Regions from separate parts of the Homo sapiens genome. Here region 1 is linked to region 2. Evidence: read pairs that join two places in POLR2A ChIA-PET (ENCODE). Cell type or tissue: Caco-2. All regions are shown on one strand. Region 1 has its middle 4.9 kb from the start of SPAG9. Region 2 overlaps SPAG9 (sperm associated antigen 9).

Region 1 (5,000 bases), 150 kb before region 2:
TTGCCATGGCAACACCCAGAAGTTACCACCCATTTCCATGGCAATGACCCAACAACCCAGAAGTTACAACCCTTTTCCTAGAAATGTCTGCATAAACTGCCCCCTATTTTGCATGTGATTATAAGTGGGTAAAAATATGAGTGCAGAACTGCCTCTGAGATGCTATTCTGGGCACACCGACTATGGGGTATCCCTGCTCGCTAGGAACAGTACCTCTGCTGCTGCTATACACTGCCACTTCAATACAAGTTGCTGTTTAATACCACCAGCTTGCTCTTGAATTCTTTCCTGGAGGAAGCCAACAACCCTCCCTGGCTAAGCCCCAATTTGGGAGCTTGCCTGTCCTGTATCAAACCTACTGTTTTGAAAATATGTCTTTTATTCCCAGATGAATGCAACTCTATGTGTACAAAGTATACTGAGAGGTGGTGGTGGGCCTCCTCTTCATCCACTCAGCCCAAGTCAGAAAAAGTGGAGAGAGAAAATAGACCTGCACACAAATATGACCGACATTCCTTGGCCCCATCAAAAACAGCCTCAATACTGGGATTCCTGCTTCAACCATGTGTACAGCCTCTTCTTAGAGGCAATTCCAGTGAATCCAAAGCTCTTGGGGAACAGGGAGTAAAACAGAATAGTTATTGTCTAGAGGCCTTCTAACTTCAACCTGGATACATTTACCCATCTTGTTTTGGCACATTAAAAAGGCTTTCAAGGACAGACATAGTGGCTCACTCCTGTAATCCCAGCACTTTGGGAGGCTGAGGTGGGAGGATCACTTGAGCCCAGGAGTTTGAGACCAGCCAGAGCAACAGAGCCAGACCTTGTCTCGATAAAAAGTAAAAAAATAAATTAGCCGGGGTGGTGGCGTATTTGTAGTTAGTAGGCTGAGGTGGAAAGATCCCTTGAGCCTGGGAGGTCAAGGCTGCAGTGAGCAGCGATCGTGCCACTGTGCTCCAGCTTCAGTGACAGAGTGAGACCCTGTCTCTTAAAAAAAAAAAAAAAAAGAAAGGCTTTGGCCAGGCATGGTGGATCACGCCTGTAATCCCAGCACTTTGGGAGGCCGAGGCCAGTGGATCACTTGAGGCTTGGAGTTCGAGACCAGCCTGGCCAACATGACAGAACCCTGTGTCTACTAAAAATATAAAAATTAGCTGGGTGTGGTGGCATGCACCTGTAATCCCAGCTACTCAGGAGGCTAAGGCATGAGAATCGCCTGAACCTGGGAGGTGGAGCTTGCACTGAGCTGAGATCTTGCCACTGCACTCCAGCCTGGGTGACAGAGTGAGACTGTCTCAAAAAAAAAAAAAAAAAAAAAAAAAAAACTGAGGGCAGTGGCTCACGCCTGTAATCCCAACACTTTAAGAGGCCAAGGGGGGCAGATTGCCTGAGGTCAGGAGTTTGTGATGAGTCTGGCCAACATGGTGAAACCCCATCTCTAGTAAAAATACAAAAAAAATTAGCTGGGTGTGGTGGCGTGCACCTGTAGTCCCAGCTACTCGGGAGGCTGAGGCAGGGGAATTGCTTGAACCAGGAAGGCAGAGGTTGCAGTGAGCTGAGATTGCGCCACTGCACTCCAGCCTGGGTGACAGAGCGAGACTCCGTCTCAAAAAAAAAAGGCTTTCAAAGGAAAAACTGAGGACTCAGAAAAATACCCTGGTGCTTTTCATTCTGAGCCTGGAATTCCATAGCTAGACTGCCTCACCAAACATATGTTAGTTTGTACCCAGTGATGAATTACTTATCATTTCACACTGCCATGACCAGAGGGCCTTGTGCCCGGGGAACCCCATCTTCTCTTCCTTTTTCAGTGACTCTCTCCTTGCAGGTGGGAAAATGTCATTTGTGAAACTAGAGAAATTGATTCACATAGAAATAACTATATATGTTCCAGAAGGCTGGACAAACAACAGGACTAGTAATTTCAGCCTTCCAGTGATTATAGTTATTATGCTTAGGAAGAAACTCCTCCCTTCCTGCTCTCATTAACTGCTCCCCTCTGCTGCCCCCGTGACTGTCCTCACTATTTTTGCAAGGCCAAGGAATCTCTTGAAATGGAATTTCCTTCCCTGTAGGAATCAAAAGTAAACACTTTACTCTAAAGTCCACAAGATGACCTATTTTTCCTTAACAACTCTTAGTTAATGATACTCTCATTGTGGGTCAGGGGTGGAAGTTGGGAATCTATCCAGCCAATTGAATATAGGAGGTAGTAGTACTGCCTACATAAGAAGGAGTTCACTAACGGGACTCAATATCAAGACCCTGTCTCCTGTCTGTCATTACAACCTATTATACAAGAGAATCATAGGATTTTAGAACTGCAAAAACCCTTTACAGGCCAGGCGCGGTGGCTCATGCCTGTAATTCCAGCACTTTGGGAGGTCCAGGTCAGTGGATCACGAGGTCAGGAGATCGAGACCATTCTGGCCTGTAACATGGTGAAACCCCATCTATACTAAAAATACAAAAATTAGCTGGGCGTGGTGGCACATATCTGCAATCCCAGCTACTTGGGAGGCTGAGGCAGGAGAATCGTTTGAACCTGGGAGGCAGAGGTTGCAGTGAGCTGAGATCGCACCACTGCACTCCAGCCTGGCGACAGAGTGAGACTCCATCTCAAAAAAAAAAAAAAAAAAGGCGGGGGCGGGGGGGAGCTAGGTATGGTGACTCACGCCTGTAATCCCAGCACTCTGGGATGCCGAGGTGGGCAGGTCACCTGAGATCAGGAGTTTGAGACCAGCCTGGACAACAAAGTGAAAACCTGTCTCTACTAAAAATATAAAAATTAGCCGGGCATGGTGGCAGGCGCCTGTAATCCCAGCTACTCGGGAGGCCAAGGCAGGAGAATCACTTGAACCTGGGAGGCAGAGGTTGCAGTGAGCCAAGATCATGCCATTGCACTCCAGCCTGGAGGACAAGAGAGAGACTTCATCTCAAAAAACAAAACAACGAAAAAATGCCTTTACAGATTTTTCTTTTTTCTTTCTTTCTTTCTTTCTTTTTTTCTTTCTCTTTTTTTCTTTCTTTCTTTCTCTTTCCCTCTTTCCCTTTCTTTCTTTTTTTTTTCTCTCACTCTCTTCCTCTTTCTTTCTTTCTTTATGGAGTTGTGGTATTGCTCTGTTGCCCAGGCTGGAGTGCAGTTGTGCCATCACAGCTCATTGCAGCCTCAACCTCCTGGGCTCCAGTGATCCTTATAGCTTAGCTCCCCAAGTAGTAGCTGGGACTACAGGCCTGCATCAGCACAACCTGGGCTTTATTTTTTATTTTTATTTTCAGAAATGCTCTGGCTATGTTGCCCAGGCTTCTCTCAAACTCCTACCCTCAACTGATCCTCCCACCTCAGCCTCCCAAAGTGCTGGGACAGATTTTCTAACAAACCCCTTCATCATACGGATGAATAAGCTGAAGTTTACAGCCCTTATCCTTGTGACTGTCACTAAGTGGGTAATCAGTAACTACTTGCTCTTTTGTTTATGGCCTAAGTTGTTCAAAATGACCAGTCCATACTAGAATACAAGGTTCCTAATTTCAACACCAGTTTCTTTCACCTCAATCATACTGAGTGATGTGCTTTCATTGGGTCTACTATAAAAATCATTATAGCCATAAATTTTATTTATTTATGTATTTATTTGAGATGGAGTCTCGGTCTATCGCCCAGGCTGGAGTGCAATGGCATGATCTCAGCTCACTACAACCTCTGCCTCCCAGTTCAAGCGATTCTCCTGCCTCAGCCTCCCGAGTAGCTGGGATTACAGGTGCACGCCACCATGCCCGGCTAATTTTTGTATTTTTAGTAGAGATGGGGTTTCACCATGTTGGCCAGCTGGTCTCGAACTCCTGACCTCAAGTGATCTGCTCGCCTTGGCCTTCCAAAGTGCTGGGATTACAGGCATGAGCCACCACGCCCCACCAGCCATAACTTTTACTTCATATATTTTTTTAATAGCTTGAGATATAATTCACATACCATATGATTCACTCATTTAATGTGTAAAGTTGAATGTCTTTTAGCATATTTTCAGAGTTGTGTATTCACCATTATAATCAATTTTTAGAACATTTTCATTATCCTAAAAAGAAACCCCATACCTATTAGCAGGCACTCCCATTTCCCCTCATCTCACCCTCTCATGCCCCTGAGACCTAGCCAATCACTAAATTCACATTTCATACGAATGGAATTGTACAATATGTGGTCCTTTGTGACTGACTTCTTTCACTTAGCTTTTTCAAGATTCAGCTGTATCTCTGGGCATGGTGGCTCACGCCTGTAATCCCAGCACTTTGGGAGGCCAAGGTGGGTGGATCACCTGAGGTCAGGAGTTTGAGATCAGCCTGGCTAACGTAGTGAAACCCTGTTTCTACTAAAAATACAAAAAATTAGCCGGGTGTGGTGGCGCACACCTGTAATCCCAGCTACTCGGGAGGCTGAGGCAGGAGAATCGCTTGAACTTGGGAGGCGGAGGTTTCGGTGAGCTGAGGTTGCACCATTGCACTCCAGCTTAGGCAACAAGAGCGAAATTCCATCTCAAAAAAAAAAAAAAGATTCAGCTATGTCATGGCATGTACTTAAAATTTTTGTTTTCTTTTCTATTCTTTTTTTTTTTTTTTGGAGACGGAGTTTTGCTCTTGTTGCCCAGGCTGGAGTGCAATGGCTCGATCTTGGCTCACCACAACCTCCGCCTCCCAGGTTCAAGCGATTCTCCTGCCTCAGCCTCCTGAGTAGCTAAGAATACAGGTGCGGGCCACCACGCCCGGCTAATTTTGTATTTTTAGTAGATACAGGGTTTCTCCATATTGGTCAGGCTGATCTTGAACATCTGACCTCTGACCTCAGGTGATCCGCCCGCCTCGACCTCCCAAAGTGCTGGGAGTACAGGTGTAAGCCACCGTGCCTGGCCAAAAAAAATTTTTTTTTTTTTTTTTGTCAGGGATGAAGGTCTCACTATGTTGCCCAGGCTGGTCTCCAACTCATGGCACAAGCCATCCTCTTG
Region 2 (5,000 bases):
GCGCCTATAATCCCGCTACTCAGGAGGCTGAGGAAGGAGAATCGCCTGAACCCAGGAAGGGGAGGTTGCAGTGAGCCGAGATTGCGCCATTGCACTCCAGCCTGGGCGACAAGAGTAAAGACTCTGTCTCAAAAATAAAAAATAAAGAAATAAAAAAAATCTTTCTGTTGAGCACTGTTACATAGTGTGGATGCGCTAGTATTGCTGTTATAAGGTGATATCCTATATAGTGCTGAAGTCCAATATCCCGTTCTTAGTTCTTTATTTTTTGCATTCCAGGATGAAAACAATTGTGTATATAAGAGTAATCATGTTTAATATATAATATTTGGGCTTGTCTTTTAATAGTCTGCTAACTTGTGCAAATTAGCACAGTTTTAAATATGAAATTCTATGTAGCAAAAGTAACTTTGTGATTGGACAATCTCTCCTAGAAATCTTTTGATGCACATCCCAGGAAGGAGAGCCAAGTGCGACAGCTTGCGTGGGTGGGGGATGGCGTGTGGGTCTCCATTCGCTTGGATTCTACGCTCCGTCTCTATCATGCACACACTTATCAACATCTACAGGATGTGGACATTGAGCCTTATGTAAGCAAAATGTTAGGTAAGCTTCCAACGCGTTTTATCTTTACCAGTCAAAGAGGGTGTTTTATTTTATCTATCTATGTGTTTATTGAAATGAGGTCTTGCTTTGTTGCCCAGGATGGAGTGCAGTGGCTATGCACAGGTGCAGTCATAGCACACTATAGCCTTGAACTCCTGGGCTCAAGCGATCCTCTCACCTCAGCCTCCGGAGTAGCTGGGACTGTAGGTAGGCACAGCCACCTCACCCAGTCCTTGTTTTTATTTTTAAATAGTCTAAAATGCTGGGTAGAACCAATGAATTAAGTTATCTCAGGAGTAGTGAACTTTTATCATTGAAAGTGTCAGACGTTTCAATCTACCTTACTCTTTTTTTTTTTTTTTTTTCTTTTTTTCAAGACGGGGTCTCACTCTGTCACCTAGGCTGGAGTGCAGTGGCACCATCACGGCTCACTGCAGCTTTGACTTCCTGGGCTCAAGTGATCCTCCCACCTCAGCCTTCCCAGTAGCTGGACAGGCCTGCACTATCATGTTGGCTACTTTTTTTTTTTTTTCCTGTAGAAATGAGGTTTCACTGTGTTGCCCAGGCTGGCCTTAAACTCCTGGGCTCAAGTGATTGGCCCAGACCTCAGCCTCCCAAAGTGCTGGTGTTACAGGCATGAGCCAATGCACCTGGCCCCTTATTGTTCTTGATGGAAAGTTGGGATCATTTTGGACTCCTCTTCTCTTATTTCCCACATCTAATCTGTCACTGGGAACTGTCAAGTCTGCCTCTAAAACTGTATTAAATCAGTTACTTCTTTATCTCTACCACTATCCTTTTACCCCCAGGCCTCCTAACTGGGCTCCCTGTTGCCACCCCAGTCTGTTCTCTGCCTAGTAACCAAGGTGCAGATATTACCTTCACACACCTCCACTGTTGCCTTTAGGTGAGGTGACATGACCAGGAGACCTTACATGTTCTCAAACACTCTCCTTGCTCATACCGACCCACAGCTCAGCAAGCTCCTTCCCATTTCAGGGTCCTCACATGTGCTGCTGTATCATCTACCTGGGAAGTTCTTCTTGGTCCCTTTTTACTTACTTAGCTTTCAGGTCATAGCCTAACTGTCATAATCAGGAGAGACCATTTAGGTCCTGTCATACTTTTTCTTCATGGGCTTATCATTATTGTGATCGTACCAGTCTTATGTGATTCTTGTTTATAATCTCTCCCCTACAGACCCTAAGCCCCGTGAAGATCAGGGACCATCATTGTCTTGTTCCCTGCTCTATCTTTAGCACCTGACCTAGTGTTATAATGATTATTAGAAATGTCATAAAGGATTCCTTTCATGAAAAATGATTGAACTGGATCAGTGGTTTTCAACCATTTAGAGTTACTGCCCTCAGAAAACCTTATTTCTAGCTATGTACCTTCTCCCTAGAATATATACACATGCAAACACAAACTAATTTCAGGGATCTACTTTGACTGGAGGTTAAAGGTTCCTAGGTTAGGCTGAATGGTAATTAAGCCTCCTTCTAACACTGTGATTCAGCGATCATGCCCTCAGTTCTTGTAAGTAGAACTTATGAGTACTAGTGTTGTCTTTCTTAAATGTATTACCTGCTCAATAAATTTGTCTTTCAAGTCACTGAAAATAAGATCAGTTGTAAAAATTAACTTGAAATACAAAAATGCGTTTGTTCTCCCTAAATTATTTGTGTATAATACTTAAAATGTTTAAACTGCTTTAGAACCTAAGTATATAAATGAGGGGAAAAGTATAGATTTTGTTTACAAAGATTTTTATCTGTGCAAAGAAAACTTAAGGGAAACCAGAACTTTTTCAGCTTATAAGATCAAAGGACACTTGATTTATCTGGGTTTGTTTGTTTTTAGAGACAAAGTCTTGGTCCGTTGCACAGGCTGGAGTGCAGTGGTTGGATCACAGTTCACAGCAGCCTCAAACTCCTGCGCTCAAGTGACCCTCCCACCTCAGCCTCCCACATAGCTGGGACTACAGGCATGTGCCACCATGCCTGGCTAATTTTTGTACTTTTTGTAGAGGTGAGGTCTGTTGCCCAGGTTGGTCTCAAACTCCTGGGATCAAGCAGTCATCCCACCTTGTAGGATCTACAGGAGTGAGCCACCGTGCCCTGCCAGTTTCACTGTTTTCTGTTGGGGTTTTTTGTTTTATGTGTTGGTTTGGTTTTACAGTTCCCTAAGTAAATCCTGTGTCACAGTTCCTGATGTATCCTATTTCCTGTGTACTTTTCTTCTAACTAATAATGTTATGTTACCCACTTTTAGGCTTTTCTTTTTCCATTAACCCTGAATTGTCAGATAGACAATAAGCCCCAATATGAGCTTACTTTGATGTGAACCTTCAGGAAACATCCATCTAGCTCTAGTCACATTTCCTCTGTGTTGTATCAATCCTGCTACTACTACTTTCTTTCTTTTTTTTTTGTTTTGTAATCCTGCTACTTCTAAGGAACTTGGAATGTAAAACACTGTCTGCTTTAGTTTCTCAATAACGTGTTCCCTCCTTTCTTTACAGGTACTGGAAAACTGGGCTTCTCTTTTGTGAGAATTACAGCTCTTATGGTGTCTTGTAATCGTTTGTGGGTGGGGACAGGAAATGGTGTCATTATCTCCATCCCATTGACAGAAAGTAAGTATATTTTTAGATAACTGCCATGGAACAAATAGGAGAATTATAGGAAATAGTTATGTCTGAAATTCAAATCTGTGTTAGCTCAGAAAATCAGTGATGGCAAAGATCTAGCTATAGTTACTTCACTCAATGAAACTTATAAATTCTAGGAAAATAAGTTTTCATGTATCAAGACCAATACTCATAATTAAAAGTTTTTCGTTGTCAAAACATTTTCACAGTTCAGGAATCACAGTCCTATTTCATCTTTTGAAATAAAAGTTAAAGTCCATTTTTCTTAAGCCTTATTATACCATTATCCAAAAACACTACCTAGCATTCATCTTAGTTTTTCATATCTCCTTAGCAGATAGTTTAGTATATTCCATTTGTCTTATTTGAGGTTTAAAAAAAGTTGTGGAAGAAGTTTCTCAGGAGTTCAGCAAGCCTTTCCATCTATCTTCTATTTTAAAAGAATGTGATTTATTGTTTTTATGAATAAAATATACCTCGTGTGTTTCTCATATGATGTTCCATTACATTAATCATCCATTAAGTAAATGTTTTTGTGTTGCAAAATTCATGGCAGGGAATGGTTTAAAAGCAAATACTGTAAGTCTATAAAATACATTAATACATATACACTTCAAAATCACCATACCTTTTTTCAGGCCAGAGGAGGGAGAAAGACTAGAAGGTATTTCGGAAGCCTTTAAAAGAAAGCAAGGTTTCAATCCCACCTGTCTTTTCTGCAGTTACTTATAAATCATATTTAGACCTCTCCTTATATCCTAAGAGATTCCAGGATCCCCTAGAGTTCATTTCAGTTATTTGTAAGAGCTTCATTTTAGCATAGTTATTGGAACAGGATTTGTTTTTTAAAACACACACACACAGAGAAATAAAGGAGAAATTTTAGCATTTAGGAAATGCTGCACATTGAGTTCTTAGTGTTTTGATTCAGATTCACTAAAATTGCTTTATTATTTAAAAAAAAAACACCATAAATCAGATTTTCCTTTTTCAGCAGAGATTCTAATAGAAGCCTTGGGAAGAACTTTATGTATTACTTGGTATTATGCCAAGTGGGATCTTGTTATTTTCGTTAGGGGCTTTGAGCACCAGGTTTACCAGATAGAAGACGCTGAGAGTGGTGGCTCACAGTAATTCTCTCCTCCCTGTCATGCACCTCTCCATGTCCCCTTTCCTCCTTTCTCACTTTAGCCGTAATCCTCCACCAGGGACGTTTACTGGGGCTGAGGGGTAAGTGCAGATTCTGAACCAAACTCTTCTTCCTGGCTTCTAATAGCCACTGTAAGGCTGTTACCACTCCTCTAGAATACCCTCTTGAATGTTCCTAAATGTTATCCACTTGCAGTCACTGCATCGCAGCAGGTGTCTTTTTTTTTTTTTTAATGTTTGTTACATGGCCACCAAACTGCTCAGCAGCTTAGTCTATTTATCATCTTTTGTTGCAGCTGAACTTTCTTTCAGACTTTGTTTTCCTTCCAGTATAAACATGAAACATCTCTTAAAGCTGTCATTAATTTACATCGTTTACTCTTGTTACCGATCATATTTCTTTCATTTACTTACTTGCCCATGGAATGGGGATGTTTTGTGAGTCTGGTCTTTTACAGTACGCAGCACACCATCAGTCTGGTATCAATAAAAGCTGCTCTATTGTAGTGGCTGGATTCTTGTAAGCACAACTTTTTACCAACCCCCTCAAGGGAAATATTCTTACTGTGAGGGAGAAAAATCAGAAGATAAA

The links. ChIA-PET counts read pairs that join two places held together with the same protein. Peaks named below come from ENCODE experiments on the same cell type or tissue, not always from the same donor. Only the 100,000 strongest peaks of a DNase experiment are listed, where the experiment ranks them.
Region 1: POLR2A ChIA-PET joins it to region 2 with 10 read pairs; 3 of 35 experiments call an interaction of 5 or more read pairs at or near these places.

What each region holds. Positions count from the first base shown.
Region 1 is chr17:51,123,281-51,128,280 of GRCh38, reverse strand. No RefSeq gene overlaps it. Among named protein-coding and RNA genes, the nearest start is that of SPAG9, 4.9 kb to the right of the region's middle. RefSeq lists a silencer at 1-187. In Caco-2, no CTCF peak of the experiment used is centred here; DNase peaks (open chromatin) are centred at 2,010 and 2,699.
Region 2 is chr17:50,975,352-50,980,351 of GRCh38, reverse strand. It overlaps SPAG9 (sperm associated antigen 9), which reads left to right. Exons shown (of 30, transcript NM_001130528.3): 26 at 435-606; 27 at 3,131-3,244. Among named protein-coding and RNA genes, the nearest start is that of TOB1-AS1, 110 kb to the right of the region's middle. In Caco-2, no CTCF peak of the experiment used is centred here; a DNase peak (open chromatin) is centred at 2,551.